Linked DNA regions of Mus musculus: region 2 is linked to region 1. A link is a loop called in an ENCODE intact Hi-C map of the cell type or tissue named here. Cell type or tissue: gastrocnemius. All regions are shown on one strand. Links, peaks and the distances in the headings refer to the core of each region. The heading gives the core; the rest is flanking DNA.

Region 1 (16,134 bases), core at 5,293-13,292:
CTCCCCTCTCTTTCACCTCCCCAACACATACACCTTACAGTCTGTTCTCTACCTTTTCCTTGACTCCTGCCACCTTGCAGGAGCTGACATGGATGTGTGCCTTACAAACTATGGTCACTGTAACTACGTGTCCGGGAAACATGCCTGCATATTCTACGATGAGGTGAGGGGCAGAGATGGGTGGGAGGGAGCTTTCCTAGCCTGAGGTCCTTCCCCAGCACTGGGTTCTGGACACAGGCAGAGGCAAGGATGAAAGGCTTGTCCTTTTTCTTCCTGTCCATCTTGGAAGGAAAGACTCAGTGTGAAGGGCTTGGCATTCCACCATGGCAACCTGTTTGTAGGAGCAGGCAATCGCTGCAACTAATGTTGCCCTCAGAAACAATTGAGGGAAGCCACCTCAAAATGGGAAGGGATCAAAATAGAAGGAAGCCAAGCTCTGTGTGTCCCTGAGTTTCATCATAATTATGTGCCAGTGAATTTCAGATCAACAGGAGCCAGTGCTGAGGAGCAGGGTGAGGGAGGAGATGTGGAGTCAATGGGGCAGGCTTTCACATGGGTGAGTCTTGGTGAATTCTGAAAGAGGCAGGCTGTGACTGAGGAAGAGCATGAGATCTTGCTAGGTAGAGCAGCAAGCCCTATGTCCTCTCCCAAGGCTGCACACAGCAACTACACATCATTATCTCCCCTCCTCCTCAGAATACCAAACATTATGAGCTGTTAAACTACAGTGAGCATGGGACAACGGTGGACAATGTGCTGTATTCATGTGACTTCTCTGAGAAGACCCCGCCAACCCCCCCAAGCAGTATTGTTGCCAAAGTACAGAGTGTCATCAGTAAGTTGGAGCAGAGGCCTGTGGCCACACAGCTAAGGCCCCCCGTCACCTTGGTTCTACCATGCTGTCAGTGACCTACAGTTTCTTGCCTTCCCAGTCCCCTTGGCCAAGCTCATTGATGGTGGGCCTGGAAAAAGCCACCGAAAATCAAGTGCTGAACACCCACATATGTATCAGACCTGGGCAGGGACTTGAGACTCCAGCCCCGTCTGAGCATCCTCAGCCCTGATCATGTAGCATAGAATGGGGAGACGCAGGGGGCCAGTACTGCCAGTCACCCCAGACAGGTCAGCCATTCACTCTTCCCCTCCTATGATCATGCCCCTTTTTCCCAGGGCGCCGCCGACACCAGAAACAGGATGAAGAGCCAAGTGAGGAGGCAGCCATGATGAGTTCCCAGGCCCAGGGGCCACAGCGGAGACCCTGCAATTGCAAAGCCAGCAGCTCAAGCTTGATTGGGGGCAGTGGGGCCGGCTGGGAGGGCACAGCCTTACTCCACCATGGCAGCTACATCAAGCTGGGCTGCCTGCAGTTTGTCTTCAGCATCACTGAGTTTGCGACCAAACAGCCCAAAGGCGATGCCAGCCTGCTGCAGGATGGGGTCTTGGCTGAGAAACTCTCTCTCAAGCCCCATCAGGGCCCTGTGCTGCGCTCCAACTCCGTTCCCTAGGCCATTGGCCTGGACGCCCACCCAAGACTCCTGCAATGCAAAAATGTACACGAACCAAGCCTGGGTGTTTTCTATACCAGAAACCCTCAACTACAATCTTTGCATGAAATGAAGAAAACCTTTTGACTGTTTTTTAAGACTTTTTTTCTTTTCTCAAGTTCTAGGGGGCATTTGCACATATATTTGTACTCAACATTTCATGGGAAAGCGGCAGATCCGCGCTGAGGAGCAGCGAGGGCAGGGACAGGAGGCCCTGGTCTGGACACTTCCTCCAGCACAATCCCTTCCCCCGCCTCCTGCTCCTCCCCCTCGACCGCCTGCCCACTGTTGTAAAATAATCAGAAACTTGTTCTATTTTGTGGCAGTGACAATAGTTTTATATTAAAAGAAAAAAATACAGTTTTCATACAGCAAAATCTATACAATATCATTGTTTTATTTAATATAAAGATCGCTACCCACTCCTTTCCATGGTTCCCACCCTACAAGGACTTCCCCTCTCTGCAGCAGTTGCACTACAGGTAGCTACTGTGTATATGGACAAATGAGAAATGAATCCTTTTTTCTGGCTGTCCATCTATTTTATTTCAAATAAGGAAAAGTGTATTTGGATTTTGTGTAAATACATCTAGTGATGGCATTTTTTCAATGTTTTTAAAAGCTGTGTACAGTACATGTGGTAGAGTGTTTCTCAAATTGTCTATTGTAGCAAAGGCGTTTTTGTCGTAAACCTGTTCTGTGTCCTTTTTTGTTCTTACCACTTCTCTTCCTCCTCACCCCAGATACTTCCTCTTCCCCACAACCAATGTACATAGTAATTGTAATGTTTTAGACTTGACAGAAACTTTCCTGTATTCTGTATATAAAAACCAAAAATACTTCAAATTATGTTTTCTGCCTGTCTGTCCTCCCTGTCATGCTTAGAAGGGGAAGTGTCCTGGATCTCACTTTTCACACCCTTTGTACAAGTGTCAGTCTCAGGTAGTCTCCAGGGAAGCTTGGTGGAGAAGGCAGATGTTAGTGAAGGGAGCCTAAGCTCTGAGAGGGAACTGGAAAGGAGTGCTTGCCTTTGGAGGGCTGCTGTTTCCCTAGGGAGCCCTAATACAGTAACATCTCTCTAGACCAATGGTTCTCAACAGTCCTGATGCTGTGACCCTTTTATACAGTCTGTCGTGTGGTGACCACCTACCCTAAAAGTATTTCAGTGCTACATCATAACTTTAATTTTGCTACTGTTGCAAATTATAAATGTCTGACACAGGATATCTGAGATGCAACTCCTGTGAAGGGGTCCTTCGACTCTTGGTAAGGAGGTGACCCAGGTTAAAGACTGCTGCTCTAGCCTGTGCGGCTCTTGGTGTAACTTGAATAACTTCTGCTGTTCTCATCAGGAAATACCCTGCTGTGTTACCCTAATTCTAATTTCCTGGGCATCCTGCTAGCTTCCTGGAGATGGCTTATTCAGGAAGTTCTTCCTGAGAACAGTCCCCTAGAAAAATCTGTGTTCTGGCACTATTCTAACTAGTACCTATTCATATATTCAAGTCTGTTGATAGGGCTAGAAGACGAGCTTTACATCCACAGCGTCTATAGTTGTGCTCCAAGAACACAGTGCAGTATTAAATAGGGAATTCCCTGGTCTCAGAAATCTGACCCTGACTCCCACATATAGTTGTATTCTTGTCCCTGCCACTCTGCTTCCACTTCAGGAAGGACTTCTTAAACCTCCAAAGGCAGAAAGGAACTACCTGTCCTTCACTGTCCTAGGCAAGGTCCTGCTTGGAATGCCCACATCCCTAGCTGTCCCTGCCCAGCTTACCCTCAGTCACTGTTTCCAGAGTAATGGAGTGTCTACCTACCTAGTCTTGCTACCTGTGAACCGTTCTAGAAACAAATTACCGCCTTTTCGAAAGCAGAGGTCATGGAGTAACAACCATGTAATACCCACTGTTTCGGAGTTTGAGGAAGGAGGATCTCAAATTTAAGGCCACCATGGGCCTAGGGAAACCACCTCCAAAATCGACAGGGAAAGGGGTGGGGTCACAAAGTTAGGAAATCACATGGTTGAATCCTGACAACCCTGTCAGTGCCAGCATAAGAAGCCTCATGCCTCTGGCCTGTAACGGGAAATGTCCTAGAAGAGCAGCGGAGGGCTGGATAATGAAAGAATGAGAAAAGAGTCGCTTCATTGAGGAAAAGGCATCCAGGACTCGACTCCAGACACACGAGCCCATTCATGTACACAGGACTCCAGACTGAGAGACTGCTACATACTCACACCTAGAGTAAACAGAGATGTTCATTCAGTCACACGCGTTGGTGGAGACTACAGATGCATGCACAGCCTGGAGGACTCCCGCGATGGGCACAGACACCTACGCAGTGCTCTCACCGCCGGCGCCCGCCCAGAATCCAGAAGCACGCCCAAAGCCTGAGCGGAGATCTCAGGGCCCTAGGCATGCACACACCCACCCGTCCCTCAGGCAGATGTTTCCGGGTACTTACCGAGCACGCGTTCCCGGGAGTTCGCAAGCCTAGAGGGCGCTCCCAGGACTCCAAGGTGTTTCTCCTAGGCACGCCGCCAGGGCACGCAGGCGCACGCCTAGGGGGCGCTCGCAGGGGCCACGCGTGCGCGCACACCCCTGCCCAGCCTGCCGCCGCCCTCGCGAGGCCGAGGCGGGAGCGACGAGGCCCGGGCGGGAATCGGGAGCACTGCCGGCATGGAGATGCTGCTGCTGGGCGCCGGGCTGCTGCTGGGCGCCTACGTGCTTGTCTACTACAACCTGGTGAAGGCCCCGTCGTGCGGCGGCATCGGCAGCCTTCGGGGCCGCACGGTCGTGGTCACTGGTGAGTGCGCGCGAGCGGGCGGCGGGGAGGCCGGGCGGGTGGCCGCGGCCCGACCGGCTGAGCTGGCTCCCACCCGCCGCCCGCAGGCGCCAATAGCGGCATCGGAAAGATGACAGCGCTGGAGCTGGCGCGCCGGGGAGCGCGCGTGGTGCTGGCCTGCCGCAGCCGGGAGCGCGGGGAAGCGGCCGCTTTCGACCTCCGTCAGGTGAGACCATAGGGGAATGCGGGAGGCGGGTGAGCCCGGGACGCGGAGGGCGGAGCAGAGCGACGGAGGAATCAAGATCTGAGAGGAGAGAGCCTCACTATCCCTTAAACAGAGAGGAAGATGCAGGGACTGCTGTGGTCTTTAATCTTGAGAGCTTTAAGAATCAGAGTTAATGAAGTCAGGTGTGGTCCCAGCACCGGGCTGCGAGCTCAAGGCCAGCCTTGGCAAAGGCGACAAAGAAGGAAGGGTTAGGATAATGAAGAGATGCAGAAAGAACAGCAGGTGCAAATGCCCTGAGACTAGAGAGTCTAATTGGAGAGACAGGGGGCGGGAGATGAAGCAAGGAATAAAAGGAATGTCCTGAAGTGGTTCTGAGCCACAGCCAGCTTCTGAAGGCCCTTCCAAATACCATCGAGTTGAAGACAGCTGAGCAGAGAAGACACTTCAGTAGGCTCTGGACCATCCTGATGGCTTTTTCAGATGAATTTCTTAGAACTGTGCGGTGTCTAGACTGCAGAGGACAGGAGTGAGAGGGTCACATACCTTTAATCCTAGCACTTGAGAGGCAGAGACAGGTAGATTTCTGTGAGTTGAAGACCAGCTTGGGCTACATCCTAAGACTCTGTCTCAAAATAAACAAGCAAACAAATAAAATAAATTTTTTTTAAAAAGGTGTGTAAGAGAAGACCACAGTCTCTTAGGAAAAGTTTGTTACAGCAGGACATGCTGGTGCACACCTGTAATTCCAGCCCTGAAGAGGCTGAGGAAGGGAGATCATGAGTTCCAAGGCAGTCTGAGCTACGTAGCAAGATGCTGTCTACAACAGGTGAAAGGCTGTAATTGATTTTTATGGTAAATGATAATAAAAACAAGGGATGTTAATGGCAAATACCTGCACGCTGCTGACTGGGTATTTAATATATATTAACTCTAGCTCAGGCAGGCCTTGAACTGGTGACAAAAGGGTAGCTAGGATAACCAATGTGTGCCACCACACCAGACATACATGTATTTTATCTGATTTAACTCTCCCAGCTTTTTTTTCCAGTAGAAAGTATTATTATTGCTGTTAATATTATTACTATCCTCTCATTTTTCAGTAAGAGAACAGAGGCCCAAAAGATATTCAGTATCACGTCTGAAGTCACACTCTAGTTAGGGGCAAAGTCAAGATTTGAATCCACACACCCATTACACGCTGATGCATAGAGGCAGGTTTTAGTCATAGGTGGGTAGACTCTCAGAAGCCTGGAAAGAGGGAGGAGAAGGGAGATACCCAGTAACAATCCTAGCCCTTGCTGCTCCACAGGAAAGTGGAAACAATGAGGTCATCTTCATGGCCTTGGACTTGGCCAGTCTGGCCTCCGTGCAGGCCTTTGCCACAGCCTTCTTAAGCTCTGAGCCAAGGCTGGACGTCCTCATCCACAATGCAGGTGAGGAGTAGCAGGCCCTGTGGGAGGGCGGCGGGGAGCCTGGAGAGGCAGACCCTCCAGCAGACACATCTCACAAGTGGGGATTCTAAGACCTGTGGGACACCTATGACAGCACCTCATGCCTAGCTTCTGCTCTAGGGATCAGCTCCTGTGGCCGGACTCGGGAAACCTTTAACCTGCTGTTGCGAGTGAACCATGTTGGCCCTTTTCTGCTGACGCACTTGTTGCTACCCCGCCTGAGGTCATGTGCCCCCAGCCGTGTGGTAATAGTGTCATCGGCTGCCCACCGACGTGGTCGTCTCGACTTCACACGTCTGGACTGCCCAGTGGTGGGCTGGCAGCAGGAGCTTCGGGCGTACGCTGACAGCAAACTAGCCAACGTGCTGTTTGCCCGGGAGCTTGCCACCCAGCTTGAGGGCACTGGTGTTACCTGCTATGCGGCCCACCCAGGTGAGGCCTGACTGACGGCTCTTCCTTACTTCTCTAGCATCTTTGTATGTTACTATGTGCCTCCATACCCCCAGTCTCCTATTGAGTCACAGAATGGAAACATGGTCAAAGGGAAACCTGTTCCTTGCTGATCTTGGGAGCAGACTTTCTTCTCATCTGTTTTCTTCCTTGCTCACCTTCACGCTTGGATGCTGACCACTGGCTTGGGGATAAAACAAGATCCTGATGATAATATAGAGGGCTGCGGCTGCAGCTGATAGGTAGAACACATGTCCTAGTATAGGCCAAACCCTGAGCTTCTGCTCTTTGGTTTAGGATGTTTGGTTGGTTGGTTGTTTGGTTGATTTGGTTTTGAGACAGGATCTCACTGTGTAGACTAAGCTGGCCTGGAGTTTGCTTTGTAGGCAAGGCTGGCCTCAAACATCCAAAGACCTGCCTGCTTCTGTCTCCAGAGTGCTGGGATCAAAGGTATGGAACATCATTCCTGGCTTAGTTTAGTGTGTGTGTGTGTGTGTGTGTGTGTGTGTATGTGTATGTGTTAGTTTTCTCTGCATGGCTATATACTGTAGTGGTGGCAGTGCCCACAGACGTAAGATTCTCCTAGCACTGGTGTTACGGATGGTTGTGACCTTCCTTCCATGTGGGTGCTAAGAACCAACCTAGGGGCTGGAGAGATGGCTCAGCGGTTAAGAGCACTGACTGCTCTTCCAGAGGTCCTGAGTTCAGTTCCCAGTAGCCACATGGTGGCTCACAACCATCTGTAATGGGGTCTGATGCCCTCTTCTGGTGTGTTTGAAAATAGCTACAGTGCACTCATATGAATAAAAAAATAAATAAAATCTTTAAAACCAAAAACCCAGGTCCTCTACAAGAGCAGCGAGTACTCTTAACCACTGAGCCATCTGGTTGTTCTAGCTGTTTGTTGGCATTTTATTTTGTTCTGTTTTTTGTTTTAGTTTTGATGGGGGAGGGGGGTGGTTGAGACAGTTTTCTGGAATTCTGGGTAGCTCAGTCAAGCCTCAAATTCACCCCAAACTTCTTGCCTCATATTTAGATTTCCCATATAAGCCACCACACCAAGCTAAGATTGGGTTTGGTCCCCAACACCACTGAAAAGACAAGTCAGGGCGGTGGTGATGATAAGTACGGTGCCATCCAGTCAAGGATCCCTTTCTTTATGGAACCTACTATACAGTAGGCATGATTTATGTGCTGGGACAAAAGTAGTGAGGCCGCCTTGGTCTGTAAGACCCCGTCTCTCTGAGAGAAGACAAAGCAAACACCAAGGACCTCGCCCTCATATCCCATGACAAGTGGCGATAACATCCGGAGAGAGACACTAGGGAAAGATAAACAGGAAAAGAGGGACCTTCTCAGATGTAACGTTTTTATTTTGTCAGTGGCTGTCAAGGAAGACACTTGGTTAGAATTGAACACAGATCTGAAAGAGATAAAGGGATCTTTGAAGCTCAGAACTTGAATAAGGAGCACAGAGGCAGGTGTTGCTAATGTGCTGCAGGAGGCTGGTGTGCCTAGAACGGAGGAGGAGGAGACATGGGCTGGTGAATCATCTTTGTCCTTAGACAATAGGCTACAATAGACAGGGCTCGCCTAGATCATCGTACTAACATCTTAGAAAACCGTTGTTTGGGGCTTCTTTGTAATCGCACTGATAATAATGCTATTAACCTTTATTAAGCTCTTGTTACAATTACAGATCCCCAGTGTTAAAAAAAAAAAACGGTGGCTGATATACTATAGGTTCTTAAAAATGATGGCTAAACAAAGGAATGGGGCTCAAGATAGATGAAAAGCTGGTATGAATTAGGCACTGTGGTACCCCCAGTGGGAAGCTGAGGCAGGTGTATTGCTGCCAGTTCGAGGTTAGACTGAATTTACAGAGGCGTGAGACTCTTTCTCAGAAAGAAAGGAAAGGACCAGGGATGTAGCTCAGTTGATAGAGTACTAGACAGCAGGTACACAGCCCTGGGTTCAAGTCACTAGCACCAAAAGCGGGGACAATAGCGATTAAACAGCAAAGAACATAGAACACACATAAGCACAGCCTAGGAGATGGGACTATACAGGCCGTTAGGCTGGTAGGAAGGCTTTCTGTAGGAAATGGGTTAAATCACCTTGTGGGGCCCCTGAATACCTGGTAGACACTTTCCCTGGAAGCAGATTCTACCGTCTGATCCTAGCTGGTTTTTTTCCCTGCCTGATGCCTGGGCCCCCATTGCCTTCCTCCACAAATCCTCTTTCTTCCTGCCCACAGGACCTGTGAACTCGGAGCTCTTCCTGCGTCATCTTCCTGGATGGCTGCGTCCTATTTTGCGCCCACTGGCTTGGCTGGTGCTCCGGGCACCTCAAGGGGGTGCCCAGACACCCCTGTACTGCGCTCTGCAGGAGGGCATTGAGCCCCTCAGCGGGAGATATTTTGCCAACTGCCACGTGGAGGAGGTCTCCCCAGCTGCTAGAGATGACCAGGCTGCTCAAAGGCTATGGAAAGCTACCAAGAAGTTGGCAGGGCTTGCACCTGGAGACGATGATGATGACCCTGATGAAGAGCCGGAACCTGAGGATCCCAGGGCCCCATCTTCTCAGAGCGCCCCCAGCCCTGAGAAAACCACAGTTTCTGGACCTTCTCATAGCTATCAGGGCTCGCAAGACTTATCCAAATTGACACAGCGAAGAATTCAGGTGAAGGATGAACCTACACCCTAACTTTCCTAACCCCCGGGATAGAATGCTTTTGTAGCCCAGTGGGATCCCTCAAAAATCTCAGTTGTGTGCCTGGGCACTGAAGGGTTGCCACATTTACCTCGGAACCTCTTGTCATGTCCTGAACAGCCCTTTTCCTTGTGAAAGGAAATGAATACTACTTCCTAAGAGACACTGTAACCCCAGATTCAGGGATGATATATGAGATACTGTGTTGCTCTGGAATTTGATTTTCAGATTTCTGAGCCCTTCCCTGAGTAGTGATCTGCCCAGGGAAAGGGCCGGAGACTTTGTGGTTGATGCACTGCAGATGTTAAACATTAATTACTGACTGAATTCAGCCCTTGGCAACTTTCTAGCTAGGTAGTGAATTTACCCCCATTTTTATGGAGGCGGAATTGGGAAAGGACTAAGTCAGGGCAGGAACTGGGGTTTTGAGCCCGGGAGTCTGCCCTAGGGCCGGTGCCCGAGGTGACGCAGTAGTAACTGTGATACAACTGAGGTGCCCCAAAGGTGCTACAGGGCCAAACCCCCTGGAATAAAGCGAGCTGACTGTGGATGCTCTGGCTCCCGCCTCTTTCCACATGCCGGCCCCGCCCTCCGCCGCTACACTTCCGGCGGGGCCGCGGCCGCAGAGGGGCGCAGGCGGGCGGGGCTGGGGGAGGCGGGATAGGCTGGGCGCGGCCGGCGCTGCGGACCCGCCACAGCCCTCCCGGTCGCTGCGGACCCAAGGCCTGCTGGCCTGCCAACGGCGCCATGGGCAACTGCCACACGGTGGGCCCCAACGAGGCGCTGGTGGTCTCAGGTGAGGAGAAGGCGAGGGGTGGGAAAGGGCCGGCGTGGGGTGCGGGTCCCTCGGACGCACCTGAGCCAGCCCTCCGGAGAGCGGTCCTCCCTCCCACAGCACGGCCTCAGGCGCTGACCCTTCCTCTGCTCCATGGTGGGTTTAGGGGTTTCTAAGGTTTGTGGGTTCCAGTGCTGGGACTCGCAGCTCTGGAAGGCAGGTGCCTGTCCGGGAGGGGCCTGAGGCACGGGTCCCTCTTTTCCGGGTGAGGCAGACCCGTTAATTCCGAGCAGGCTAGGGCTTGCCAGGAATTACTGCCATCACCCGCCCTGCAAACGCGGGTGCGGCCTCTACAGTTGGGTAACCCGGCTGTGGCCTGTACCGCTCTAGATTACAAAATGCAGCAAGCTCTAGATTTGACCAGATGGGGCTTTGGGGGGACGGTAGCGTAGGAAGCCTTATAGCTGATATTTCTTTTAGGTGGTGTATTTGGAATGTCATAGGAGGTAGCTCAAGGCACCAAGGACCCTGTTGCATGCAAGCTCGCAACTGTAACCTCTTCCCAGCATCAGCACTGATTTTCAGCCTGTGTGCAGAATTCACAAGGCTGGCTGCCAAAAGGGGAGGTAGAAGCCCCGAGCCAAGGCTTATAGATGCCATTCTTGGGGAGATATAATAAATCCACTGGGCCCCAAACATAGCTCTCAGCGTTGTTGTTTGGATTTCAAAATCAATCCCTTTCCTGAGACATCCTCACAGTCTGTAACCAGGACCCTACTAAAGCGAGAGACATATGATCTTGTTGAAGACCAGGAGTCTTGGCTGGAGTCAGAAGGAAAAGCACAGAGGCTAACTTTTGGCATCCTAAAGCCCAGTCTTGTCTCCCTCCTCATCCATACCTAAAGATGGCTTTTGGAGCCACATAATGGTTTGAGTAGGCTTGAATTTCCAGTTTGTTTTGTTGGGGGGTGGGGAGGCTTAGTGTTTTTGTTTGTTTGTTTGTTTGTTTGTTTGAGGTTTATCTTTTTAGGTTAAATTTTTTTTAAGTTGTATGTGTGCGTGTGTCAGTGCCTTGTCTGCCTATCTGTCTGGACATGCACAGGTGAGTACAGGTACCTGAAAAGGCCTCACAGGTGTTGAAATATCTTGGAGCTGGAGTTACAGATGGTTGTGAGCCATTTGACGTGGGCACTAGGAAATGAATATGTGCCCTTAACTGTTGAACAACCTCTGTGTTTGTTTTGAAAGAGAGGTTTGACTTGGTACCCCCCGATGATGCGATTACAGGCATTCAGTCACCACACCCAGCTTGTTGATTCTGTGTGAGTGTGCTTATGGTGCTAGGAATCAAACCCTGGGGACTCACCTGATGCCAGTCAGGCAGTATGCCACACTCCTCGGGCATAGGAGGGTATTAGACACCAGAATCTGGGGCTAAGCAGAAGGCTCAGTAGACAAAGGAGACTGACACCAAGCCTGATGACCTGAGGATGGAATCCCCAGGGCTCATACGTTGGAGGAAAGGAACAAACTAATTCAAGAAGCCTGTACACACATGTACACACACACACACACACACACACAAACACATACAATAAACATTACTTTTTTCCTCTGGGTGTGGCTGCGCATGCCTTTAATTCCTGCACAAGGAAGGCAGAGTCAGACAGGTCTTTGAGAGTTCCAGGACAGCCAGGGCTATGTATATACACCCTGTCCGAAAAAAAAAATTTTAATAACTAAATTAAAGTCTGGGGCTGGAGAAATGGCACCATTAAGAGCACTCACTGCAGCCGGGTGTGGTGGCTCATGCCTTTAATCCCAGCTCTCGGGAGGCAGAGGCAGGCGGATTTCTGAGTTCAAGACCAGCCTAGTCTACAAAGTGAGTTCCAGGACAGCCAGGGCTATACAGAGAACCCTGTCAAAAAAAAAAACAAAAACAAAAAACAAAACCACTCATTGCTCTTGGAGAGGACCGTCCTTCAATTTCCAGCACCGACATGGCAGGTAACACCAGTCCCGGGGCACACACACCCTCTTCTCGATTCCTTGTGCATGTGGTGCTCAGACATACCTGCAGGCAAAAAGCCACACAGAATAAAATAAAAAGAAAATCTCAAAGATAAAACAAATCAGAATTTGGGCAGCACTTTCTCCTCTTTTGTTTCAGGAAGCCCAGACTCTGGGCTGAGGAGACCAAAGCTTAAGTTCTGCCCTGTGGAAAGGCTGGCAACTACAGGGTGAGAGGCAGCCCTGGGATGGGTGGCTCTGTACCTGTCTCCAGAGGCAATGCAGAGCTGGATTGGAAGCTGTTGGGGTGGGGGAGGGCGGGGTTGGAGAGAGGTGATTGTGCTAAGAGTCCATGAGCACAGGATGTTAGGATGTGAGGGGTGGGGAGAAATAGTGCCTAACGTAATAGCACCATGGCGTTTGAGATGTGGTGAGGTACGTGGTGAGGTGCAGTTTCCTCAGCTGAATAGATTCCCAGGAGAACAGAGCAGAGCAGCTGCCCACACTGGTCTCTGTGTCCCTTGGACCTGCAGTTCATCCAGAGGCACTCAGCCCTGTTTCCAGAGAAGGCTGTTAATTCATTTGCTGTTGTCCGGCCTCCCTCCTCCATTCTGTAACACAAAATTATTCTCTCTTTCTACTTTCAGGAATTTCACGTTAGGACTGGGAATGGAGTTTAATTGGTAGAGTATTGGTGTGCACAAGGCCGGAACATGTCTCCACTCCCAGCACTTGGTTGAGGGGAAGGGAGCAGGAGAGTCAGAAGTTCAATGTCAGTTTCATCTGCTTAGAGAATTGGAAGACAGATGGTCAACATGAGACCTTGTCTCAAAAACACAAAATTATTTTCCCACCTTAAAGATATTTTAGGGAGATGGAGAGATTGCTCGGTGGTTAAGAGCACTGTCTGCTCTTCCAGAGGTCTTGATTTCAATTCCCAGCAACCACATGGTGGCTCACAACCATTTGTAATCAGATCTGATGCCCTCTTCTGGCATGCAGGTATACTTGCAACCAAACACTCATACATAAATAAAATAAACATTTTAAATGCTGGGTAGTGGTTGTACACGCCTTTAATTCCAGAGGCAGGTGGATCTCTGTCAGTTCAAGGCCAGCCTGGTCTACAGAGGGAGTTCCAGGACAGCCAGGGATACACAGAAAAACCCTGTCTTGGGAGGGGGGGGGGGGGCGGGGGAGAAAGATAAGGAAACATTTTAAAGGATCGCTGGAGAGATGGCTCAGTAGTTAAGAGCACTGGCTGCTCTTCCAGAGATCCCAAGTACAATTCCCAGCACCTACATGGCAGCTCCTACCTGCTTGTAATTCCAGTTCCAGGGGATCTGGCACCCTCACAAAGACATCCATGCAGGCAGAACTTAAAAATAAAGTGATTTAAAAAAAATTTTTTTTTTACTTTTTAAAAAAGATTTATTTATTTTATATATAAGTACAGTCTTCAGACACACACCAGAAGAGGGCGTCAGATCCCATTACAGATGGTTGTGAGCCACCAGGTGGTTGCCGGGAATTGAACTCAGAACCTCTAGAAGAGCAGTCAATGCTCTTAACCACTGAGCCATCTCTCCAGCCCCTAAAAAAAAATGTTTTAAAAGGCTGAGGGTGTTACTCTGTGGCAGAGCACTGGACTAAGCACATATAAGAGTTAAGTCTTTGCACTAATAATCATGGTGATGAGTACCTAGCTCATCTCAGCATGTAATAGGCTGAGACAAGAGGAACAGATAGAAAGAAAAGTTTGGGGGTTGGTTTGTTTGAGACAGGGTCTCATATGTAAGACTAGGTTGGCCTCCAACTCATAGATACACCCGCCTCTTACGTGTGAGGTTACAGGTATATGTCAACAGCTTAGGGCGGAATAAAGGAAAACTCTCCATTTGGAAAGGGGGAACACATTCTCTTTTCACTAGCCATAACTGAAAGTTAATATTTCTTAACTGTTTTTGTCAGCCACAAACCAAGACATTACTAGCAGATATTTCCCAAACACCCTACAGTTACAGGCCCCTTAAAACGTCATTTGTACTTATTTCTACTTTGAAATTAAGCCAGTGATTATATCTACCACTAGTTGTTTGTTTTTGTTTTGTACTTTGAGTTAGGGTTTCTTTGTGTAGCCCTGGCTGTCCTTACTAGAACTCAAGAGATACATCTGCCTCTGCCTCCCAGATGCTGGGATTAAAAGCATGCAACTCATTTTTTTTCCCCAAGACAGGGTTTCTCTCTTTAGTCCTGGCTGTCCTGGAGCTCACTTTGTAGACTAGGCTGGCCTTGACATTTTTTTTTTAAAGATTTATTATTATATCTAAGTACACTGTAGCTGTCCTCAGACACACCAGAAGAGGGCGTCAGATCCCATTACAGATGATTGTGATCCACCATGTGGTTGCTGGGATTTGAACTCAGGACCTTTAGAAGAGCAGTCAGTGCTCTTAACCACTGAGCCATCTCTCCAGCCCGTCATTTTTTTTTTTAATGTGTAAGTCTTGTTTTACATCCGGGTATGTGTGTGTACCACATGAGTGCAGTTCCCAGGGAAACCAAAAGAGGGCGTCAGATCCTCTGAAACTATTAACCACCATATGGGTGCTGAGAACTGAACCAAGGTCCTCTATAAGTGAGCAACAAGTACTTTTGATCACTGGATCATCTCTCCAGCCCCCATTATTCAATATATAAATAATAAAGAAGTACAGTGTCAGATGTGGCACAGTAAATATACTGCTGGCCTAGAATGTAAAGTCCTGGGTTTGATTCCTAACACTTGTGAGGTGGAGATAGGAGAATTAAGTTCAGAATCATCTGCAGCTACATACTAAGTCCAAACCTGAGGCTGGAGAGATGGCTCAACAATTAAGCAGGGGAGCCATTGTCCTCTTCCAGCCTCTGTGGGCACTGCACACGTGTGCACAGACATCATACATGCAGGCATACACATAAAATACATTTTTTTTTAAGTCTAAAGCCAACCAAAAGGAAAAAAAAAAAAACTGCCAGGCAGTGGTGGCACATGCCTTTAATCCCAGCAATCGTGAGGCAGAGGCAGAGGCAGGCGGATTTCTGAGTTCGAGGCCAGCCTGGTCTACAGAGTGAGTTCCAGGACAGCCAGGACTATACAGAGAAACCCTGTCTCAAAAAACAAAAACAAAACAAAAAAAGCCAGTCATGATAGCACATGCCTTTAATCCCAGCACTCAGGAAGCAGAGGGAGGCAGAGTTTGAGGCCAGCCTGGTCTTCAAAGTGAGTCTAGGACATCCAGAGCTTGTTACATAGAGAAATCCTATCTCAAAAAACAACAAAGCCGGGCGTGGTGGCGCATGCCTTTAATCCTAGCACTCGGGAGGCAGAGGCAGGTGGATTTCTGAGTTCGAGACCAGCCTGGTCTACAAAGTGAGTTCCAGGACAGTTCTCTTTCTATAAAGAGAAACCCTGTCTCAAACAAACAAACAAAAAAACAACAACAAAGGCCGGGTGTGGTGGCGCACACCTTTAATCCCAGCACTCGGGAGGCAGAGGCAGGCGGATTTCTGAGTTCGAGGCCAGCCTGGTCTACAAAGTGACTTCCAGGACAGCCAGGCTACACAGAGAAACCCTGTCTCAAAAACCCAAAAAAAAAAAAAAAAAAAAAAAACAACAAAAAGTGCAACATAAAACCAGGCACCATAAAATCCTGCCTTAAATGTTACCTTTACAATGTTTTCTCAGGTGTCCGAGTTGATGGGTTTGTAGACATTTTTTTTTTTTTTTTTTTTTTTTTTGGTGTTTTTGAGACAGGGTTTCTCTGTGTAGTCCTGGCTGTCCTGGAACTCACTCTGTAGACCAGGCTGGCCTCGAACTCAGAAATCCGCCTGCCTCTGCCTCCCGAGTGCTGGGATTAAAGGCGTGCGCCACCATGCCCGGCTGACATTTTTTTTTAAAGATTCATTTATTTATTATATGTAAGTGCACTGTAGCTGTCTTCAGACAATCCAGAAGAGGGAGTCAGATCTTGTTACGGATGGTTGTGAGCCACCATGTGGTTGCTGGGATTTGAACTCCAAACCTTTGGAAGAGCAGTCGGGTGCTCTTACCCACTGAGCCATCTCACCAGCCCCTGTAGACATTTTTATAATGAATCCTTAGATACAGCTGGAATATTAAAAGGGTTTTTTTGTTGT
Region 2 (16,134 bases), core at 4,010-12,009, 54 kb before region 1:
TAATGAGTATCTAAATGTATGCAGTACATATAAACTACACAGAAACACAGACACACACACACACACACACACACACACACACACACACATTTTTTTTTAAAGTAAAGAAAGGCCGGGCATGCCTTTAATCCCACAACAAACAAACAAACAAAAGTGAAGAAAGCAAAAAGCCTGAGGATGTAGCACTGTGGTAGAGCACCACCTGGCGTGCATGACATCCCAGCACTGCAAAACAAAACATCAGAGTAGAGCCCTACAGTCTGGTATTAGCTGGTCTGTAACACTCATACAGCCTGGGTGAAAGGACCTTTCTCCCCACCCCCTCGCTCTCTTCCCCTCCCCCACCCCACCCCTTGCTCTCACTCCATCTCTGATAGTGTTTCTAGCCTGAAGCGCCTACAAAACTGAGGATTCCCTAGAATTTCTGATCCTCCTGCCTCCACTTTCTTAGTGGGATCACACCCACCTTCTGGAGTGCCAGGATATCAGCGCGCACCACCAGGCTGGGTTTATGCAGTGCCGTCCATTAAACCCGGGGTTCCGTGGATTCTTTGAAAGCACTCCTACGAACTGCGCTGTCGCCCCAGACACTGAGCCTGCCCTGCTTTCCCTCTCCATCCGCAGTGACATCTTGCCATGACCCAGGGGATGTGGAGCACAGCCGACGCCTCATATCCAGCCCCAAGTTTCCCGTGGGAGCAACTGTGCAATATGTCTGTGACCAGGGTTTTGTGCTGACGGGGAGTGCCATTCTCACCTGCCATGATCGGCAAGCAGGCAGTCCCAAGTGGAGTGACAGGGCCCCCAAGTGTCTCTGTGAGTGTACAGTGGGCAGGAGGGGAACCTCTAGTAAGATCAAAACCTGACACCTCGATTGCTGCCTGCCTGCCTTGCAGTGGAACAATTCAAGCCGTGCCATGGCCTCAGCGCCCCGGAGAATGGTGCCCGCAGCCCTGAGAAGCGGCTTCACCCAGCAGGGGCCACCATCCACTTCTCCTGTGCCCCTGGTTATGTGCTGAAGGGCCAGGCCAGCATCAAATGCGTGCCTGGACACCCCTCGCATTGGAGTGACCCACCACCCATCTGTAGGGCTGGTAAGTGCTACCTACCACTCCCTTAAACATGTGCCCCCTCCGCTGCTGCTGCCACCACCACAGTCCGGACCCTAGAACTATTCTAGTAAATCAATTCTGTGTTGAGAATTAGAAGCATTGGCCCATGCCCCTTCCCATTCCCTGTCTTTGCTAGTCTCTGATTTAACATCACCAAGACACTGCAGGAGTAGGTTCTCCCTGGTCAAATCCTTCCCATGATCAGTCCACTTCTGTGCTCCTTGCATTGGATAGTTTGGTCCATCAGGCTCACCCACTGCCCTTGGCCCTCCCCTCTTGTTCCAGCCTCTCTGGATGGGTTCTACAACGGCCGTAGCCTGGATGGTGAGTCCCCATGCTTGAGAGCGAGATGTATGGTCCCCCCCCCCCCACACCTGGTTCTAGCAGCTCCCAGGTCATGGGTTCCCACAAATGAAAGGCAGAGAAGGAGCAGTTTGGGCCTGTCGGGGCATTAAGCTTCTTGTCTACCATAGGCAGCTAATGGGAGCTGGTCTCCAAATGTCTTTAAGAAGGGAGGGGACATAGGTTCCAAGAAATGGGGATATTAACTCTAACCCCACCCACCCTTTGCTTTCAGTTGCCAAGGCACCTGCCGCCTCCAGTGCCCTGGACGCTGCTCACCTGGCTGCTGCCATCTTCCTACCATTGGTGGCCATGGTGTTGCTGGTGGGAGGAGTGTACCTCTATTTTTCCAGGTGAGTCTGGCTTTTCTTCCTATTCTGCGTACCCAACTCACTCCTGGCCTGTACTCCTGACTCACAGGCTCTTTTGTCCCCTGACAGATTCCAGGGGAAAAGTCCCCTGCAACTTCCCCGAACTCATCCTCGCCCCTATAACCGCATCACGGTAGAGTCAGCATTTGACAATCCAACTTATGAGACTGGAGTAAGTATCCACGTGAGCCTAGATACCTCTTCAGGACTGGTTCCTTGATCCCTTGGGTGGGTATGCCTGCCTGAGGGTCCTGCTGAGCCCTCTTATTTTCCTCTGTGCCTTGGGAAGGTGGATAATTTGGGCTTGACAGCTCTTCTCCAAGTTTCCAACTCCCCGCAGTCTCTTTCCTTTGCAGGAGACGAGAGAATATGAAGTTTCCATCTAGGTGGGAGCAGCCTGGGGATGCACACGCAGTCCTGCATCGCAGGCCAGCGGCAGGGCTCCCGGCTCTCTGCTGTCCCTCACCTCCTGTACATACTGCCTGGGAAGAGACACCACCAACCCCTTCCCCGCCTGCAATGCCCACAGTGACCTATTTTCTTGGCACCGCTGTGCCCACTTCGGGCCCTTCTTTGGATTCAGGGGCATCTGCCTCGGGTAGAACGTAGCTGGGACACATTACCAGCAGCCATCATTCTCCTGCTTCTCTTTTGCCCTGGACCTCCAGCCTGGAAGTTGCAGGCTGACTGAGGAGGGGCACTTGTTACACATGGCCACCATCCTGCCTGGCATGTGAGGACTCCAGGAGAGCTGACTTGACAGCAGGGTGCCCCTCACAGGGCCAGCTACCAGAGGCCAAAATTGTTCTCAACTGTGACCTCTTGGTAGTCCTGGCGTGCCAACACCAGCCCCTCAGGGAGGTTTCTAGTCCCTCTCTAAAGGCTCAGAATTGGACAGTTAAGCCTTCTGCCCTGTCCTGGGAGGTGATGATTTAAGAATCCTAAAAGGTTCAGGGACTCTATTCCAAGCTCAGGCTGGGCCCCACTGGATGGATACTCACGCTCCACACCAAAGCAGGACACCCTACGGCTCTCCGGCATCCCTCTACTCTGAGGAGGGAGAGCCCTTCCTTGAAGTTTATCTGGCTGTTACAAATGTCTCCTTCCCCACCAGTCCCTCCTCTGAGCCACTTACCATGTTCCCCCTTCCTGCCACTGTGTTATGGCATGCCAGGAGAGGGCAGCTACATTCTGGAGAGGAGCAGATGTCCAAGGACCCAGGAATGTGGCAGAAGTCAAGAACCCCCAGGAGCAATCTCAGTCCGGACCGAGGCCACTTTGTACATATGATGTATTATATGGGGTCTGGGCTCCAGCCAGAGAACAATCTTTTATTTCTGTTGTTTCCTTATTAAAATGGTGTTTTGGAAAAAAAATCAAGCAGTGTGAATGGTGGTTTCTCGGAGGGAAGGGAGGTGGAAGATGAATGTGACGTGGACCGGCATGCTGAGACCCTCTGGACGCACCAATCAACCATGCCCGGATTTTATGACAGAAAAGATGTCATCTGTAGTTAAATGGGTAACACTGCCTCCAAAGACGTTAGTGTTACAGATGGCAGGTGAAATGAGAGGTCCCAGCGGCTAACGCTGTAGGGATGTGTGAGCTCAGTAACCCCAATGCCTCATTTCCTCCTCTTTGCCAGGGCTAGGGCCACATGCTGGCCCAGCCCCAAATCCCTCTTAGAACCACTAGATCGCTGACAAAACCCAAGGTTGGAAGCACTGTTCCGTCCACTTTTTCCTGTTAAGCGAAGCTTGAGAGATTGGAATCAGAATCATAGACTGAACCCTTGTACATAAGGCCTAGCTTGCCTTGACCTCAGAAAACATGGAGATTGTAAGCAGGAAGGATGGGCAGCTCAGAGGCCCCTGAGACAGGCAAGAGCCCTGCCCATGGGCTCTTTAAAGTGACTGCTGAAACATACATACAAGTAACATTATAAAGACTCAGCAGAGCCAGGCGTGGTGGCGCACACCTTTGATTCCAGCACTCAAGAGGCAGAGGCAGGCAGATTTCTGAGTTCAAGGCCAGCCTGGTCTACAAAGTGAGTTCCAGGACAGCCAGGGCTACACAGAGAAACCCTGTCTCGAAAAAAAAAAGACTCAGCAGGTTGTACTTGTGTATTTAGAAATGTGTATATACATATAAATATTCACATATGTATGTAACAATTTTAAAAGATGTCATGAACTTGAAAAGGAGCAGGAAAGGATATATGGGGGGAGTTGAAAGGAGAAAAAGGAAGGGAAATGATTTAATTATGTTATAATTAAAAAATAATAATTAAAAAAATTGAAAAAAAATAAAATAAACTGCATGGTGGTGGCACATACCCTTAATTCCAGCACTCGGGAGGCAGAGGTAGACAGGTTTCTGAGTTTGAGGACAGCCAGGGCTACATAGAGAAACCATATCTCAAAAAAGCCATAAAATACAAATAAAGGAAAAAAATTTAAAGTCATGACTGGCCAGGATGCACTTAAATTTGCCCCTTCCCTATGTCCCCTAAAGCCTTCTGAGATGAATGTATCTTCCCAGGAGTCAGACAACAGAAAATTACGGCACTCGGAAGCTGTAAGACAAAAATCCCTGAAAGGAAGACTAGCATCCACTAGCATCTTCTGCTTCTACAGTCTTCAGCGGAAAGATGTGGACCAGAAATTCCTCCTAGCCTCTATCCCAAGTCAAGGCGTTCCAATTCGTTCATAGTGCAATGCCTAGATGGACCACAAGAGGTCGATTCCAGAAGCATTTCCATCCCAGCAGCTCTCTTTCTTGAAGTCCCCTTTCACACCCTGAGCTGGAGCTCTCCAAGGTGGCACCAAGTCCTGTCCCAACTAGGCTGACCTCCTCCTCAGGCTCCAAGAGAAAAGTGTGTGGAGTGATTTGTTCCTCTGTCAACAGAGCCAATCTCATTTTCCTCACTATCCCACTGCCCGCTCCTGTTTTCAGCTGCAATGGATGTGTTGACCAAAGCACAAAGCCTCACTCATGGGGCGTGTGCCAGTGGCTTACTTCTCTGTCCAGTAATACCTCCAGGCTGACATAGCAGCACAGCTGTGCTATGGTAGTAGGAAGGAAGCCAGTAAAAGAGGGCATATGAGGTTCCAGCTTCTGAGGTTATGTAGCAGGAAGGAGGCATAAAGCCTGGCTTCTTCCCTTCAAGGAGCCTAGCTCAGCTCTCTCCTCTGAGAGTCACACCGCAGTTCTTTCCTATAGCTGCTAGTCTATTGTTGGCCATAGCAACGGAAGAGCAGCCAGTTTGCATGCATTCTTCACTTCCCCATAACGTTATTCTTTCTAGGCACTAATACAGGGCCGAGAGAGAGAGAGAGAGAGAGAGAGAGAGAGAGAGAGAGAGAGGCAGAGAGACAAAGAGAGAGAGAGCACTAAAACTTCACAAAGCACTAAAACTTCACACAGATATTTATATCCCCTTTGACTTACAGTCCTGACTGTCCTAAAAGAAGGAGCAATAGTTTCTCAGAGACAGTAAACACGGTGTAGGGGACAAAGTCTGACCTGTGAATCAAGAAATGTTTCCTTTTTAGGTTTGCTATAAACTCAATATGCGTCTAAGCAAACCACTCTCCACTCTGTACCTGGAAATGAAGAATTTAAATCAAATAGTCTCTAAGTCCCTCCCAGGTTTACGGGTCTGAGAATAATGTGTGTAGTAACATAAAAATGAGTTTAGGAGATTCCAGGCGTAGTAGCACACGTCGATCCCAGAAATGGGACCGGAGGCAGAAGCAGTCGGATTTCTGTGAGTTCATGACCTATCTAGTCTACATAACAAGTTCTAGGGCTGCGGAGTAAGACTGTCTTAACAGAACGAACAAACGAAAGAAAGAAACGGCAGGACATAGCTGCATGTCACCAGTGTTAATTAATGCCTAGTGGGGTTCATTCATTCGCAATTAGGCAGAGTATCTGTCCATATTGGAAAGTGATAACAAGGGCATAACAGCGCACACCCAAAGAGAGGTATGTCTCTCTGCTCAGAATGCGAGGTGAGGGGCTCAAACTACAAACCCCAGTGTGCAATACGGCAGCTCTCAAAAGTATCCTTTCCCGGCAGGCTTTTCTTCGTGTACATCCTATGGTCCAGTGCAGCGCCTGAAGGCTGAACTACAACTCCCACAATCCATCAGATCCATCGCGAGTCTAACTACCAGAGTGCAAAGCGGTCCCGTTCACCCTTTGAACTCTGCGCGTTGCAAGATGGGGATTGAAGTCAGCTGTAGGCAGGTAGCTGGGCGTTGTCAGGATTACGGACTGTTTGGGCTTTTGACTTCCTCTTTCGGAGTAGTTCACAGGGACAGTGGTTAAGAGAGGGTAAGAACAGCTTGAAATATCTTGGGTTCCATCGGGACCCAAGGCAGCAATGCTCGTGCTAAAATTAGGTGCTGAGAGTGGAAATGAAGTGGAAAGAGCAGTCATCCGATCTGCCACCAAAAGCGTCTTTTTTTTTTTTTTTTTTTGTCGCAATGCTTTTTTTTTCCCTCTTTACCAATATGGCGGCCTAGTCCAGACACACCTGACACTGGAGACAAACAGTCCACTACACCATCCATATGGGTACTGCTGCAGCCGAAAGCTACCAGCTCCATACAGCATCCCACGCTCCTCCTTGGTCGTGACTGAGGACTCCAAGGGCATGGTAGCCCCAAATCTCATTACCAAAATGGCGAAAGGAGAAGCTTTTTTTTTTTTTTTTTTTTTTTGTGCAGGCCTCCAGGTACAACGCGCCTGCGCGTGAGGCGGCTGTGTGAGGGGACGGGAGGGTGGCGACCCAACACGCCTGCGCGGGACCAGAGCCCGTGGTCCGCACACAAACACCAATGGGTGATGCGTCTTCCAGTTCCTGCGGCTGCGCCGTGACCCCTACGCGCTTTCCCAGGCGCCTAAGCGAGGCCTCAGGTTCCGCCCTCCAATCGCAGTACGCCGGCGCACGGCGGAGAGGCGGGGCTTCTGGGCTCCGGGCGAATGCCAGCGCGGCTGCGCGCCGGGGGGTACCCCATCACCGCGGCTGCGCGGGAGCCAGGCCGCCGGCTGTCACTGCGGTTGCGCGCGGCGAGCGGCGATCCCGGGGCGCCTGCGCGGGTGGCTTTGCGGGCGCTCGCGGTAAGTTTGCGCCAAGTGCGCGGCAGCCGGGACGCAGACGGCAGCGGCGGCGAGAGGCGGAGCCCGGGGACCACCCCCCATCATCCTCCCCAGAGTCACCTCACGAACCACAACCTCACCTAACCTCTCACCCCCCCCTCCGGTCCCCCAAGCCCGGGATGGCAGCGCCCGCTAGCCTTCCCGGCCGGACCAGCGGTCGCCAGCGCCAGCTTTAGCCTGTGGGCCTAGGCCCCCGCCGAGGCCTGACCCCCGGAGCCGGGATCCACTGTGCAGCCAGCCGCTGGGCCGGGGCTGAGGGGTTGCTCCCCTCTCGCGGCCCGTGGGGAGGACGCTGCCGTCCCAGGGACTGGGGGCCGGGGGGTGGGGGGGAGCCAGGGCGAGGAAGTCGGAACCTGTGTTGGGAAGAGAGAAGGGGACCGGGGGTCAGAGGTGCCCCCTTCCCCTCCTCCCCCCTCCCCCCGGGGCTGGGGGGGCCGGAGCAGAGAGCGCCCAGCCCGAGAGGTGGATGAATGTGGGAGAAAATGGAGACCAAGACGATCGTGTACGACTTGGACACGTCGGGGGGGCTGATGGAGGTAAGAGTGGCCCTCATCCTTTTCCCCCCAGTGCCAGGAGGGTACCTCCGCCCCACAAAGCCGGCCCTAAGCTCGAAGCGCCAGAGGGCCGGGAAAAGGGGGGGTTGTTCTTCCTCACCCAGTCTCTTCCTCCCCTCTTTGCAATTTGGGGGACTGAGCTTAGCTTCCGAGGACGTCTGCAGCAGTTTCACCTACCAGCCGCCCTCGATTCGCTCCCTGAGGCTTCAGCCCACTCCATTTCATTGCACCGGCAGGCCTCCCCACCCCCTTCTTGTCGGCCCCTTTGTGCTTCCCCCTGCACGTCCGGGTACCAAGCTTCGGGCCTCTCCCGAGCCGGGCTTTGGAGTCCCCCACTGTCCATACAAGGAAGTGGCAAGAAGAGAACCGCGCACCCTCTCCCCATCCCCCTACCCTGGTCCTCCCCATTTGGAAGGAGCTTTTCTTGTTGTGCTGCAGGAACGCAGTTAGGGTGGGCTCCCCTTGATTCCGGGGACCGAGAGGTTCTGGAAGCAGCCTGGATGGGAGGAAGAAGGACAAAAGGGGGAAGAGGGGTGGGTGACGGAGAAGCGGCGCCGGTGGGACTACGGGCTACCCGGGAGCTCCGAATGTGCACACATGCCGTCTGTATGTGTGTGCAGCAAATCCAAGCTCTGCTGGCTCCCCCCAAGACGGACGAGGCAGAAAAGCGGAGTCGGAAGCCCGAGAAGGAGTCCCGGAGAAGCGGCAGGGCCACCAACCACGACAGCTGCGATAGCTGCAAGGAAGGTGGGGATCTCTTGTGCTGCGATCACTGCCCTGCCGCCTTCCACCTCCAGTGCTGGTAAGGGCTGGGGACCCCTTTGGAGCCCCTTGGCAGACCCTACTCAGCACATTCCTTCACCAGGCCTGTAGAAATAACGGGAGCTTGCAGCCGCTAGCCGACTCTCTAGTCGCTGGGGCGAGCGCCTCTGCGCCCTTGGTATTTGCCGGGATCCGGCCAATTTGCGGGAAGGAGCAGCGGCGTGTCTTGACCCCGGGATGGGGGTTGGGAGGAGTGAGGTGAGCCCCATCTGAGATTGGTTGTAGGTTGGGAGCCGGGACTGAGCGGCCGAGTGCGGCCGGCGGCGGCGGCGGCGGCGGCGGCGGGGGAGGAAGGGGAGGAGCTCCAGGTCCAGTGCCGCTTGGCGGCCGCGCGCGCCCGCCGCCCTTAGGGCTCCTGCCTGGCTGGGCTCTCCTTGGGCTTAATGCGCGGAGCCTCGGCCACCCAGTTAACCCTGGTCCTGACTCAGGAGAGCGGGTGCTTACGATGGTGCAGGAAATCATGAATGGTGTCTCTCAAGACCACTTCTCTGCCTCTGTGTTTACAATATGGCGACCTGCCTTTAAATTATATTTTTATTCTCAGCGCCATTTTGGCTGCATATATGATTTGCAAACGTCTTCGGGAGAACGGTGGAGGTAGCCCATGAGCCCTTTCTGCAGAAGCTTCTTGAGGACCAGGGCTAGGCTCTGCAGGCTTGATCCCTTTCTCTGCATCTTGCCCCCTGTTGCCACTCCGGTGCTGCCTCCCTCCTCCCCCTTCCCTCCTCCCTACTCCGCTGCTGCCTCTTAGGAAATCGGGCCGGGTTAGACAATTAAAATTGCCCTTGGGCGCCGATTTCTCTTCTCTGCTCTGGTTCAGCGAGCCCTTCGCCTCAAAATTCTTTGCTGCTGGGGCAGGATTGTGTTCGGTGGCTCCGGAAAGGCAGTTTTAAGCAGCTGAGAGCTGGAAAGCTGTGAGCTCTCCCACCCCAACTGAAGGGGGTGGGGGTGGGGCTGGGTTGATCACCCGCTGCGCTGCTTGATCCTTCTCAGCCGCTCAGCCCAGAGCACTCCTGCAAAAGAGTTTAAACTATCTTCTGCCAGAAGATCACCTTTCTGCCCTGCACACAAACCCCACATCTCTACTTTGAACCCAGATAGCCTCTTGTTCTGTTCAGCAACAGTTGACCCGAGGCTAGTGCTTGGGAGAAGATGGCTCCTGGGGTGGGGTAGGGGGGTTGTTCGTTCCCATTCTGATTGGAAAGGAGGGGTTCCTGTTCTTTGTTTTGTGCCGCCCTTTTTAGCTTCTTGTTTTTAAAAAGGTGTATGAGGGCTCTCTCCTCAGTTCCACCTACATTCCGAAATCCCTTGGTTTGTGTGGAATAGAGCCTGATGTATTTGTACTTAGATGGCTGATACTGGGCAAAGTAGGACTGTGGTCAGAAGTTATGTGGGACATTCCTATTTCTAACTCCAAGACACTTTTGCTTATAAGGGCACCCCACCTTGGCTTTTAATGTTTCAAGGACAAAAGTTACTATCCTGGAGGAAGCTTTGCCGCTGGCCTTTGCTTTTTTTTTTTTTTTTTTTTTTTTTTGTGATGGAGTGAGTAAGGCGGCAGTGAGGGCCTGTGGGTTTTGTTGTTGGCCTCTACTTCCTCTAAAGTGTGATCCACCTGGAGGAAACCCCTCTGGTCCAGTTTCCTTTGCTGTTCTTTTCTATTTGGGATGTAGGAGGGCCCAGCTTGGCCTTGAGCTCACAATCATCCTCCTGCCTTGGCCTCCAAAGTGTGCATCATTGTACCCTGTTCTTGAGTCTGCGCTGCTTACTTTTTTATTTGATATATTACTAGGACTTTTAAATTTCTTCTCTTTCTCTTTTTCCTTTTACTATAATTTTTGAGACAATCTTACTGTGAAGCCCTGTTTGACTTGACATTGTATTTGCCCAAGTTGACTTCCAATCTATGCCAATCATTCCTGCCTGGGTCTCCTGAATGCTGGGATTACAGGTGTGCACCACCATGGCCCAGCGCGCTCACTCGTGCGCTCTCTCTCTCTCTCTCTCTCTCTCTCTCTCTCTCTTTCTCTTTTTTAAAGTGTTGGCTAATATTACCTCTATGGTGGAGTAGTTGTTAACGAAGATTGGTAACTACTGTTGAATGAACATTTGATAAACTCTGTTATCTTTTTTTTTAATCTCAATATTTAATAATGTTGAAACTGTTTAATAAAAGTCTGAAGCATCTTAAGAGCATTTGCTACACAATCAGGAGGAACAGAGTTTGGATTTCAGTACCCACACAGCAACCTGGGGTGTCTGGCATAGCCCATTAAGTCCAGCTTGGGTGGGGGGCAGAGGCACGATTATTGGCACTTAACTAGCTTCTAACCTTGTTGGGATCTGTCGGTCCAGGTCATAGCTTAGCTGAGAAAACACCCAGGTTATGGAGAAACTGCCTCTGAGGAATAGGCAGAGAGTAACCCAGTGCCTTCTCACTTCCCAAGCTCAGCACACCTGGGACACACGTACTCACACACGTAGACACATACTTTAGTTTTAGTTTTTTAAAGCTACTTTTATTTATTGAAGGGGGGGCGTGCCATGGAGCACAGGTGGAAGTCAGAACAAGAGTTGATTTTCTCTTCTACTCTGGTTCCTAGGGATTGACTCAGGACGTCAGGTTGTCCTGTTTGGCAGCAAGTACCTTCACCTCCTGAGCCATCTTTCTCCTAATATAAATAAACCTTTATATTAAAAACAACAACAACAAAAACAAATTGAGGAATGGAGAGTGTGCTATCTTTTTGCCTCAGCTTTTAAACTCTAAAGCTGAACACTGAGTCTTCTGAGATGAGTGTAGAGCTTGTCAAGGCCTTTTGTTTTTGTTCTAGTTTTTTTCTTTTTATGAGTACATTGTCGCTGTCTTCCTCACATCCCATTACAGATGGTTGTGAGCCACCATGTGGTTGCCAGGAATTGAACTCAGGACCTCTGGAAGAGCAGTTAGTGCTCTTAACCGCTGAGCCATCTCTCCAGCCCCAGAGCTTGTCAAGTTTTAACTATGTTTTTTGTTTTAGCTGGAGGGAGGGGTCTCTAGTTGTTGGGGAGACTCAGGTTTGCTCAGGCTCTGCGTTTGACTATTTCCCCCTTTTTCTGAGATTATGAATGGGTAATGAGATTGGAGAACAGTAGTAACTGAGGTAGGCTTTGTTTTACTGCATCAGTTCTCCCTGAAGGTGTCAGTACTGAGAGTACCACTGACTTACCTGAGTTAGTCTCTAAGTCATAAAACATTTCTATGTCTCAGTGAAAAGGCAGGAAGCCTTTTGAATGAGAATCTCCTAGGTGCTTTCATTTTATAAGCGAGGATTTCCCCCACTTTTGTGTTTTTTTTCAGCCAGAGTTGTGAGGTCAAGCAGTTAATATGTGAGAAGATTTTTGGTTCCTGGGTGTGTTTTCCTGTTACTACTTCCTTGTATGGAGAAGGTTGAATGCAGCTGTGTTCCTCCTGTCTCTTTAGAACACGCTGAGACGACATTACTTAGATAAGCATAGTAATGATAGTGTCCCTTATGTACAGAGTGTATGACAATGAGTAAAAGCTATAGCAGGGCGGTGGTGGCGCACGCATTTAATCCCAGCACTTGGGAGGCAGAGGCAGGCGGATTTCTGAGTTCGAGGCTAGCCTGGTCTACAGAGTAAGTTCCAGGACAGCCAGGGCTATACAGAGAAACCCTGTCTCGGAAAACCTAAATAAATAAATAAATAAATACATAAATAAATAAATAAATAGTTCTATGAGATGACTGAGTACAGGTTTGCCTACTGGAGACCCAGCCTTCTAAAGGATGCAGCTAGAAGAGTGAAAATTCCAAGTTTGCCTGGTCTGTGTGGGGAAACAAACAAACAAACAAACAAAAAACAAGCAAACAAACAAAAGGTCCTTTGTCTGGATTTTTGCCTGCCTGCTTTATGGTAATCAGTATATATTAAAAAGTCCCAGAAAGCTGGGCGTGGTGGCGCACACTTTTAGTCCCAGCACTTGGGAGGCAGAGGCAGATGGATTTCTGAGTTCGAGGCCAGCCTGGTCTACAGAGTGAGTTCCAGGACAGCCAGGACTACACAGAGAAACCCTGTCTTGAAAAACCAAAAAAAAAAAAAAAAAAAAGTCCCTGAAATGGTTCTTTTGGTGGGATGGTACTGGGAATTGAAGCTAATGAGGGCCTGGTTAATCTTCTGCCTCAGTTTCCCAAGTAGCCAAGATTATAAGCCTGAAATACCAAGCCTAGACAGAGGTGATTAGTAGGCAAACCTTATCTCTTGGGCTTGACACAACACTAAACCGTTCCTTATGATAGGAAAGGACTGCTCACACCTTGCTTTTGTCCTACCTTTTCCCTCAGGGATCAGTGTACTGTGGAAAATCATTCTGGTTAGGATCTTTCTAGGTTTTCTTTCAGTTATGATTCTCTGAATTAGGAAATAAGTTGTGCTGTGCCTAATATCATAACCTCAGAGTGCTAACAGGAGTTACCAAGCCTGGCCCTGGAGAACTGGAAGGTTTTCAAGTGTTTGCTGGCGACCCTGACCCTGTCATCACAGTGGTGTATAAGGTGAACCTTCTGAAAGTTTTCTCTGAATAAATTGATCTCTAGAAATTTGTTAAAAAGTAGGATAACTGAGCTGGAGAGATCCCTCAGGAGAGATGAGTACTGGCTGCTTTTCCAGAGGTCTGGAGTTCAGTTCCCAGCAAGAACAGGATGGCTCACAACCATCTGAAACTAGTTCCCGGGGATCGGATGCCCTCTTCTGGACTCTGGGCAGCAGCAGGAACACAAGTGGTACATATAGGCAAAACACATGAAATAAATTTTGACGTTACTGGTTTCACTTTTTGGAGACAGGGTTTCTCTGTGCAGCCTTGGCTGTTCTGGAATCCACGCTGTAGATCATGGTGACCGCAAACTCAGAGATCTGCCTGCCTCTGCCTCCCAGGTGTGGGGATTGGAGGCGTGCGCCACTTAATTTTTAATTTAAAAGATAATGTAGGCTAACTGGTAGAGCTTTAGATGTTGGTGATCCATCTTTCTGTTTGAGTTGGGAAGGATTATTGTCACCACAAAACAGCAGTAATGAGGTGCCTGGAAAGTGACAGGTTTCTTCTTGAACTTCATGGAATTTTGCCTCAAACAGACGGACCAAAATGGTGTGATTGAGAAGTGCATTCACCTTGGCAGATCTCAGCGTGGTCCCTTCCTGTCAGACAGATTTCTGTAGCATTTGCCTCCGCGTGTTATATTTGGAATTGTTGGCCGGCTTTCCTCTCTCTGGTGTTGGCAGCAAGCTCTAAAATGAGGTTTTCGAAGAATAAGAGTGGAAAGGTCTCTGTGCGCAGGCAGAACTGAGTTTGGCTTGGAGTTTTGTGTGTTTAATTTCCGGTGAGTCATGATGATGTCCACACACAACAGCATCCAGAAGTGTTCCGTCTTTTGCTCTAAACCTAAAGAATTTTCAGCTTTTGTTGTGTTTGCCTCATTGGACTTATAGCCAACCAGTGAATTAAAATACATGGAGGTTTTTTGATTGGTTGGTTGGTTTATTCTGGTTTGTTTATCTCATGAATTTGTTTTTGACGTCCTAAGCACCTGAAGAACTATAGGTAACAGTGGTTCCTTTTCCTCACTCTCCTGGGAACTAAGACTATCGCACAACAAATAAACCTAAGTTGGTTTTATAGTATTTTGTTTATTATTTATTGTAACAATTAGGATCTAGTGTTTATAGCCATTCACTTAAAAATGGAGAGTCCAACTTAAGATGAACTTCATAATGCATGCTTTCTGACTTAATATGGGGCTTGGCTATAAAATCTTAGATGAGTGATTAGTACAAAAATAAAAGATGTTCATTATTTAATAATACTAGAATAAGGGAAGGGTGTATGTATGAGGTGGCTTAGCAGTTAAAACATTTGCTGTGTTAGCAAGAGGACTAAGTTCTGGCCCCCACTCCCCCATAAATGGCAAGTGGTTATGGCAGGTCACCTGTACTTCCAGTCTAGGAAGGTCAGACACAAGATCCCTAGAGCAAGCTGGTTAGCAAGCTGGCTTTGGTGAATTTGACGGAAGACCCTGCCTCAAAAAAAAGGTTGAGGAATCCAGGAAGATTCCTAAGTCCAGTTTCCACTGCACACTCATCTGCACACACACACAATTCAAATAAGGCAGAGACAGGAGACTCAGCACAAGCTTAAGGCAAGGCTAGTCTTACATAGTGAGACCCTGTCCCAAAATGGGGGTTGGGAGGTAAAGATTAAGAACACTAGGGCTGGAGAACTGGCTCAGCAGTTAAGAGCACTGACTGCTCTTCCAGAGGTCCTGAGTTCAGTTCCCAGCAACCACATGGTGGCTCACAACCATCTGCAATGGGATCTGATGCCCTCTTCTGGTGTGTCTGAGTCACTGTACTCAAATAATAAAGTAAATAATTCTTTAAAAAGAAAAAAAAAACACTAGTGTTCTTCAAGAGGCAACAGTATGTAACTCCAGCCTCAGGGGCTGCAATACCCTTTTCTGGCCTTTGACATCAAGTGTGCACATGGTACTCAAATGCACATGCTGACTAACCCCAAAACAAATCAAATCAGGTGAACTTTTTAAAGTAATAATTTTTGGTATATTTGTGGGCCAAATGGTTTGAGTTTAAAAGGAAATAGCAGACATATTAAAAGTAGTACAGGAGGTAAGTTCTTTGTCCTGTGACAGGCTGTGTTGTCTTCTGGTGCTGGGATCAATCCTAGGGCCTTTTCCCTAGCCAAGTACTTTATTACCTAACTATATCCTAGCCCAGGTGCTTGGTTTTGTTTTTGAGACCAGGCTACTCCATATAGGCAATGCTGGCTAATAACTCAAGATTCTTTTGCCTTAGTTACGTTACTTTAGATTATGGACACCTGAAACCATTCCTGGCTAGATGGGAGTTTTTGTGCAAATCAGTGGCACTGTTTTTTGGTTGTTTTGTTGTTGTTGTTGTTGTTCTTTTAATTTCTGAAATTACCATACTTAATGAAAAGGTGGGCCGCAGTTATGACCTCACCTGTCCCGTTTGTTCCTCGAGGGTCTCACAGTACATTACAGATGTGCTCCACCAACACAGAGGGCAGCTTCTGACTTTGTAAATGTCTTCTGTATTTTTTCCAGACATAAGTATACAAAAGATGTATTTAGATCTACCTTAATTTAAGTCTGGAGATAAGATTCTTAGTACATGGTGTAAATTCCTAGGTGGACCTCCAGTCGTGTTGGTTTGTTTTTAAGACGTTTCAAGGGAATGCCCAATGACTTGTCTAGTTAGCACAGAAAGGAAATTCAGGTAGTCAGCGCTGATAGTGCTGCTGGTCTCAGACACCTGGAACTCCCGCACTAGAAAGGTGAAAGTGGTGGCATAACTAGTCTAAGGCCAGCCTGGGCTACAAAGCCATGGAAAGGACCGGTGAGAGGTAGGTGCACTGCTGCTATATATTGAATGAACATCACTTCTGAGTGAAGTATAAGTGGCATGTGAAATGACTCCAAGGGAGTCAGCGTTTTCAGGTTCATCGCTGTAGCATTTATCAGCGCTTAACAATATTTGTTCCACTATATAGATTACCAGGTTTGCTTACCTATATGTCAGTTGCTGGATGTCTGGGTTGTTTTTCCTTTTTTCTGTTATAAAAGAATGGGGCTGACAGTATCCGGGCATAATGCTTTTTGATTGTGTTGGTTTGTTTTTTGTTGCTGTTGTTGTTTGTTTATGATTTTGGTTTTTCAAGACGATATT

What was found. Hi-C counts contacts between places; a loop is a spot of excess contacts. Peaks named below come from ENCODE experiments on the same cell type or tissue, not always from the same donor. Only the 100,000 strongest peaks of a DNase experiment are listed, where the experiment ranks them.
Region 2: a loop joins it to region 1, with 2.1 times the contacts of the local background. A loop is called at or near these places in 14 of 42 quality-filtered maps.

Annotation. Positions count from the first base shown.
Region 1 is chr11:78,028,147-78,044,280 of GRCm38, forward strand. It overlaps Dhrs13 (dehydrogenase/reductase (SDR family) member 13), which reads left to right and starts at 4,167. Exons shown (of 5, transcript NM_183286.2): 1 at 4,167-4,352; 2 at 4,439-4,557; 3 at 5,867-5,990; 4 at 6,129-6,440; 5 at 8,716-9,718. The coding sequence starts at 4,226. The coding sequence ends at 9,164. Flot2 (flotillin 2) reads left to right here and starts at 9,785. Exons shown (of 11, transcript NM_001040403.2): 1 at 9,785-9,966. The coding sequence starts at 9,918. Phf12 (PHD finger protein 12) reads left to right here. Exons shown (of 15, transcript NM_174852.3): 13 at 81-163; 14 at 697-835; 15 at 1,171-2,390. The coding sequence ends at 1,505. Dhrs13os (dehydrogenase/reductase (SDR family) member 13, opposite strand) reads right to left here and starts at 4,519. Exons shown (of 2, transcript NR_152257.1): 1 at 4,011-4,519; 2 at 1,860-3,785. In gastrocnemius, for the core only: CTCF peaks have their summits at 9,812 and 12,937 (motif pointing left); DNase peaks (open chromatin) are centred at 6,301, 9,887, 10,187 and 10,517; H3K4me3 peaks cover 1,650 bases; H3K27ac peaks cover 1,607 bases.
Region 2 is chr11:77,975,848-77,991,981 of GRCm38, forward strand. It overlaps Phf12 (PHD finger protein 12), which reads left to right and starts at 6,969. Exons shown (of 15, transcript NM_174852.3): 1 at 6,969-7,530; 2 at 8,169-8,350. The coding sequence starts at 7,465. Sez6 (seizure related gene 6) reads left to right here. Exons shown (of 17, transcript NM_021286.4): 12 at 625-816; 13 at 897-1,094; 14 at 1,398-1,436; 15 at 1,690-1,807; 16 at 1,895-1,997; 17 at 2,166-3,205. The coding sequence ends at 2,198. In gastrocnemius, for the core only: CTCF peaks have their summits at 4,560 and 8,705; DNase peaks (open chromatin) are centred at 4,617, 6,003, 6,739, 7,827 and 3 more places; H3K4me3 peaks cover 4,686 bases; H3K27ac peaks cover 6,072 bases.